2 separate regions of the Homo sapiens genome follow, and region 1 is linked to region 2. A link is a contact called in ENCODE Hi-C or POLR2A ChIA-PET data. All regions are on one chromosome and are shown on one strand. Each heading gives the region's core, a stretch centred on a gene start or an enhancer-like site at or near the end of the contact. The rest is flanking DNA. Distances are from core to core; before and after follow the strand shown. Region 1 overlaps ENTPD1 (ectonucleoside triphosphate diphosphohydrolase 1). Region 2 overlaps PDLIM1 (PDZ and LIM domain 1).

Region 1 (3,412 bases), core at 479-2,978, 550 kb before region 2:
ATCAATAAATCATATTCCCCCTTTTTTCTCCCTCAACTCTTTTCCTGGAAATTAATATATCTTATTATGCTTTATTGGAAGATGCAAAGACCATGGCCCAGCACCTTTCTATGCATCATTCTAATGTTGGTAGCTCATTACCTAAATTGAAAACAAAACCAAAGAGCAAAACAAAACCTCGAGGTTACTAGCTCTGGGATCTTGAGTAAGTCACCTTTTCTACCTTGTTTCCTCAGCTGTAAAATGAGGATTAATGGTAATACCTACTTGACAGAGTTAAGAGGATTAAAGTAAATTGAATAATGTATAAGAAACTGCCATATGAACCATAAATTCAATGATTATAATGATGATTGTGATGGTTTGCAAGGCCACAACTCCATTTGTAATCAACATACAAAATCAAATATCTAAATGTGCAACACTCAAGTAACCAGAGGCTTTTTATATTTATAAATGGTGTTGAAAATTTTAAGTTTCCCAGATTTCCAGGTTTCATCTTTTTCCCATGGCAGAAAAGTCTAGGTTGGATAAGGTGGTTTCTGTCATTTTAAGATATGCTGAAACTTTTTCTCACTAGATTTGGTGCTTTCTCTGCTGACAGTGGGCACAGGGAGCCAGAATCTAGGACTGCACTTGGCTTGGTGGGAACCAGTCCTGAGCTGCCTTCCTCCTTGGGGAACAACATTAGTCTCAGATTCTAACACCAGGGTTCGCTTTCTCAGGCAAAGGACGGTAGTGCAATACGGAAGCTAGGGATATGCATTCCTTCTCCCTCCCCTACTGAACCTGCGTCTCCTTCAACCTTGTCTTTCAGGCTCCTTTTCAGGGCAATATGGAAGTCTCTGTGCTCAAAGTACCCTCCATCCTCCATTGCTTATTGCTCCACTAATTTCCAATTTGGTGGAGTTAAAAAGAAATACCTCTGGTGGCCTTAAAGTCAAAGGAAGCTGTGTGGTCCTTCTCACCAAAACCTGGCTGTGGCAAAGCTGAACAGAATGAACAGAAGTTTTGAGTCATTATGGGAAGGGGAGGGGCAAACCATCCCTAGGGAGTTTGGAACAAAGTGCTTTAAGCAGCACCCAAGCACTGGGTAGCAGGGTGGGAGGACATAAGGGGTCAGGAGGTAGAAGTGAGGCTCAGATATGAGGCCCTCAGATAAACACCTCTCTTTCACCTGCATCCAGTTTTACCAAGTGCCCACTCTTGTCTCCTTCCTGCCTCCTTAGATAACAAGAGCAGCACCACTGGATGCTAGGCCAAGAAAAACGCTTGCCATCCTCACAATCATCCTCTTCCCCATTTGTTATGTTCTTACTGGGTAGCAGGCACTGTGCTAAGCACTTTATACTCATTGTTCATCAAATTATCACAACACCATAGATATCATTAGCCTATTTTGCACTTGAGAAAACTGGGGTCCAAAAGTTTGATAACATATTCGTGGTCACACAAATGGTAAGCACAGAGCTGGAATTTGAGGACAAGCCTGTCTGACTCCAGGGATTCTAAGCTCTTAATTATTAGGAGACATTGACACTCATTTAACTCTTCTCTTTTCTTTTATTTCCCCCACCTATCCACCTCCCAACTTCCTTCAGCCAAATGAGGCCAGTTTACATAGCCACCTTCTGAGAAAAGTTACCACAGATGGTTTCTGCTTCATAAGTTGCTGGGTTGGTTTTGTGGCCAACCTTGTGTCCTGAGACCTTATGATCTTGGCCACAACAGATTGTTCCAACAACTGCTGCTTAAGCCAAAGTCAACTATAGGCTGGACTTGCATTATCTCATTTAATCCTCATAACAAAGCTTTAAATTAAGTACTAATACCAACTGCATTTTACAAGCGGGAAAACTGACATTCAGATAAGTTAACTTACCTGCCTAAGGTGGGACAGCTAGTAAGAAGCAGAACTATGATTGGAAGGTAGGTTTATCTGAATGCTTGAACACTGTTCTACCTCCCATTTTTTCAGAGATCAATAGAGTTGGCCTGGAACAAGAGATGCCCTTGAATGCAAGTTGTAACAACTGAGAGAAATTGCCCAGACACTGCAACGGGAGTTGCCAACAAAGTAACAGAGTCAGAGAAGAGCTGAGTCTTGGGAATGAAAAAGTGATGAGGGGATGACTTCCACAGTGGGTATCCGGTCATTTGGGCTGCTGCTCTGCCCTCATCAAAGTGATTTCCACTCTGTGAGTCTCTGATATGCAGCTATAGAACCTGTTGCCTGTTTCCTAATTTATCCATGTGGGCCTGTCACCCTCATCACCTCAGGTAACAAAGTCCAGTCCTTATTACTTTGTGCCTCACACATACACTCCCTTAGGCCTAAACTCCCTGCAACGCCACTCCTGCCAAACCCCCATGATTGTCCTGGCCTGATGGAGTGAAGTAATGAGAGACTTGAAGCTTTGTAGACCTGAATGCTCATATCTTGCCACTACCCCAGCCTCCAGCTTTACTTCCTCCTCCAATGGGTAGCTCTCTCTCCTCCTTCCTCATTGTCTGCCAGCCTGAGGGAAAAGAGTACTGAGGCCGATAGGTGTTTTCCAAAAGGCTCTGGGTGCACTGGATGTACACCAGATGTTTCCTGCGACAACAGCAAGACAAAGGCAGTGGGCATGCAGAAAGCCATATAGCAATTGGTCTCTGGAACTGCTACTTCCTGGGTCCACAAGGTCTTGGGGTGACTAGGAAACACAGCCTGAGTTTTTCTCCCCAGGCCTTCACACTCTACAGTTAGCCCCATTCTCTACACAAGACAATGGAGCTCATAGGAGTCCCCATGTCTCTGAGCTTGGCTAGGGCAAACAGTTAGAGAGTGGCTGCTGGTGAGAGACAGTGCTGAAAATGCTGGCAGCAAGCCATATAAGACATTTTTAGTGGCCCCATAATGTCTATATACTCTAAGGAACTTGTATTTGTGAGCAGCTGGTGCTACATCATTAGATGTCATATGTGACAGGCTGTTCCAAGAAAGATCCAGGATACAAGAAGCTGGATTTCCTGACTTCAGTGTCCCTGGGTTTTTAATGCCTACCCTATCTTATGGGTAATTTGGCAAATGGTCAAATTGCTACACTGATCTTTTCTACAATCAAAAAAAAAAAAAAAAGAACAAGCAAAGCACCTGATTATACAAAGCATCTTACTACATTCCTCCTGCAGGAAGGCAGGATATAGTAATCGAAAGAGACAAAAGAAAAAAAATGACTAGGAACCTATATTTTTGCATAGATTTTCTACCCGCTTTCACCCCCACCTCTTCCCAGGCCACCTGCTATTCTAGTTCTTGGTCACCAATTTTGCCTCATCTTAAAATTTGTTCCTCTTTCCCATAATCAGTAGTAACTAGAAGCTGAGTTCCCCAGGCAACCATAAATACTTGTTATTCTTTTTGCCACGT
Region 2 (3,209 bases), core at 12-2,511:
CGTTCTTCTCTGCTGCATTTGGACATCAGCCAAATTTGAACCCAATCAAATATAACGTGTCTGACACTGATTTTGTTTTTACTCAATAAATGTATAGACTACAAAGCAGTGTGGTGTCTGTTATCTGATTATGTGTCCCATTTCCTACTCAAGCCTGATGAGATTTCTGAGGCCTGTCTTCTTGTTTTGGGTTTCTTGTTTCTCTCAGATTTACTGGCCTTTCCCCCGCAACTTGCATCTTAACAAGCTCTGTTCTTACATTTCTTCGAAGCTTGCTTGAAATCCTCTTTCTGTAAAGCTAATATAAGATACCTAGCTCTGTTTTTTTTTTGTTTTTGGAGACGGAGTCTCGCTATGTCGCCCAGGCTGAAGTGCAGTGGCGCTATCTCGGCTCACTGCAAGCTCCACCTCCTGGGTTCACGCCATCCTCCTGCCTCAGCTTCCGGAGTAGCTGGGATTACAGGCACCTGCCACCACGCCCGGCTAATTTTTTTGTATTTTTAGTAGAGACGGGGTTTCACCACATTAGCCAGCATGGTCTTGATCTCCTGACCTCGTGATCCGCCCGCCTTGGCCTCCCAAAGTGCTGGGATTACAGTCGTGAGCCACCGCGCCCGGCCCCTAGCTCTGTTTTAATGAAATCAAGTTTTCTTTGCATTGGGCTGTTCTGAGGCTTATCTGAGGAAATGAATGCTTCCCAAATAATAGGTGGGAGCATTAGCAGTTGGCTTGGAAACATTCCCTAGTAAGTCCCTCTTCAGGCTGGTTGCTGACATCACAGCTGCTCCCCTTCATGAAGGGCAGCAACCTCAGGAAAGTGTCCAGCAGCAGCAGAGAGCCCAGGACATGGCCACTGTGTCCTCCTCACAGAGGAGACTGAGGACCCTGGCTGCTAAGAACGAGTCCTGAGTCAAGATCTGAGGTCACCACAGTTTATCTCCTGGTGACTAATCCCTCATGGGCTCAGTGGTGCCCCCATCCCTCCAGACACTGAGACTAAGTGATTGTTATGAGAGGCGGACAGGGTACTCCAAGCAACCCTCTTTCCTCCAAAGGAGCAACCATCTATTCTTGAGCAGTGCTCACCACCCTTGGTAATAGTTCATGACCTTTCATTATGAATGCACTAACATGGTACATACTCTAATAGTAAGAATTGTAATCAGTACCAGGATTTCATACCACAGACTCTGAAGCCAGAATGTACGATGGACAGTTCATGCACGTGAGCTGTTGTAGTGCCACAACAAGCAGAACTGAAACTGTTCAGGCAGAAAATCATGTCATGTTAAAGCTCTCGATTTCTTTTTTTTATTTTTTGGCAGTTAATGAGTTCTTACTTTAAACCCCATCTGTTTCTACGCTTATAAAAGTCAAGGTGGCTTAAACTATGCAATTCTTAGAAATCAACATAAAATGAAAAGTCTCTGAACCACAGCAGGTCTGACTCATTTACAAAGACATTAACAGTCATGATTTGGATTTTGATTGTAAGGAATAGATGAGTCATGGATACTTAGAACTTTCTCTAATCCCTCTCCTCAGATAATGTGCCAATCAAATGTCTGACATTTGTCAGTATTACTTCTTAGGTGTGGGTCTTTCATACAGATATCTTGCTTCCAGGGGAGGCCAAACACCAACAGCTTCAGGTGACCATTATTACTATTCAATATAGCCTGTATGAGGAGTTCATTTCCTGACTGAATGAAACAGAATGTCAGCATTACCACCCCTAAGTGCCAGTTGTGTTATGTGGCAAAGAAGCCCTTCCCTTTTGCCCCCAGTATTTGGCACATACAAATATTTACTGCTCTGCCGGGCGTGGTGGCCCATGCCTGTAATCCCAGCACTTTGGGAGGCTGAAGTGGGTGGATCACTTGAGGTAAGGAGTTTCAGACCAGCCTGGCCAACATGGTGAAACCCTGTCTCTACTAAAAATACAAAAGTTCGCTGGGCATAGTGGTGCATGCCTGCAGTTCCAGCTACTCTGGAGGCTGAGGCAGGAGAATCACTTGAACCTGGGAGGTAGAGGTTGCAGTGAGCTGAGATTGTGTCACTGCACTCCAGCCTGGGTGACAGAGTGAGACTACGTCTCAAAAAAAAAAAAAAAAAAAAAAAAAAAAATTACTGCTGAGAGCAATTTGAGATTTGGCCTATTTTTTGTGCTTCATGCCTACCATATTTATCTGATTGTTTCTCTTTCATGCTTCCTCTAAAATGAAAAGATTGGAAGGAACAGTCTAACTCTGTAGCCATCTTTAATTACTAAGCTTTCAGAAAATTTCTTGAAGAGGAAAAACTCAGCCAGAGTCATGCAGACTGTGATCAAGCTGTTTTCTCTGACTTGGTATGCTCTTCCTGCACCCCTTGATTACTTTTAACATTTAATAAATTTCTGTTGTCTTTCGAGATTGAGCCACCTCCTCCTCCAGACAGGCTTCCTGACTGCCCAGCATGACTTGGATGCCACTCTCCTATGCTTCCATACCCAGGGGACACCTTCTTGGCATGCATCACACAAGACACTAATCACTCATCTCGTGAAAGGAAAGAAGCCTTGCATGAGAGCTGATCCTTTGTCTTTTTCAGCCTTTTCTCCTCGGCACTCAGCTCAGTACCTTGCTAGTGGCAGATAGTCCACAAGCTTGGTAAATCTGTAAATGGGTGATTGCTGCTTCATCGCTGTCCAATAGAAGTATGATGCAACGCATGAATGTAATTTAAAATTCTCTAGTAGCAATGTGAAAAGACAAAAAAAGCAGGTAAAATTAATTGTAATAATACCTTTTTTTTTTTTTGAGACAGAGTCTAGCTCTGTCGTCCAGGCTGGAGTGCAGTGGCACAATCTTGGCTCACTGCAACCTCCACCTCCCAGGTTCAAGCCATTCGCCTGCCTCAGTCTCCCAAGTAGCTGGGATTACAGGCGCGCACCACCATGCCTAGCTAATTTTTGTATTTTTAGTAGAGAAGGGGTTTCACTGTGTTGGCCAGGCTGGTCTCGAACTCCTGACCTTGTGATCCACTCACCTCGGCCTCCCAAAGTGCTGGGATTACAAGTGTGAGCCACCACGCCCGGCCAGTAATACTTTCTTTTTTATATTTTTTGAGACAAGGTCTTGCTCTGTCACCCAGGCTGGAGTGCAGTGGCACAATCATGGCTTCCTCGACCTCCTGGTCTCAAGTGATCTTCCCACCTCAGTCCCCTG

Evidence for each region. Hi-C counts contacts between places; a loop is a spot of excess contacts on that map. ChIA-PET counts read pairs that join two places held with the same protein, here RNA polymerase II (POLR2A). Pooled maps may share reads with other maps.
Region 1: a pooled map shows a loop between it and region 2 (15-fold over the local background). The contact joins two enhancer-like sites. A Hi-C loop is called at or near these places in 3 of 37 single-sample maps with no recorded cell type and 2 of 50 pooled maps. POLR2A ChIA-PET finds 5 or more read pairs at or near these places in 1 of 52 experiments (GM10248).

Annotation. Positions count from the first base shown.
Region 1 is chr10:95,783,812-95,787,223 of GRCh38, reverse strand. All of the region lies in intron 1 of ENTPD1 (ectonucleoside triphosphate diphosphohydrolase 1), which reads right to left. ENTPD1-AS1 (ENTPD1 antisense RNA 1) reads left to right here. Exons shown (of 6, transcript NR_038444.1): 5 at 1,979-2,198. Among named protein-coding and RNA genes, the nearest start is that of ENTPD1, 29 kb to the right of the region's middle. RefSeq lists a silencer at 1,685-1,764. Within about 2 kb of position 1,728, at least 2 of the 41 ENCODE cell types and tissues checked have a DNase peak (open chromatin) inside an H3K27ac peak, as active enhancers do.
Region 2 is chr10:95,234,468-95,237,676 of GRCh38, reverse strand. PDLIM1 (PDZ and LIM domain 1) reads left to right here. Exons shown (of 7, transcript NM_020992.4): 7 at 1-105. Among named protein-coding and RNA genes, the nearest start is that of ACSM6, 42 kb to the right of the region's middle. Within about 2 kb of position 1,261, at least 7 of the 41 ENCODE cell types and tissues checked have a DNase peak (open chromatin) inside an H3K27ac peak, as active enhancers do.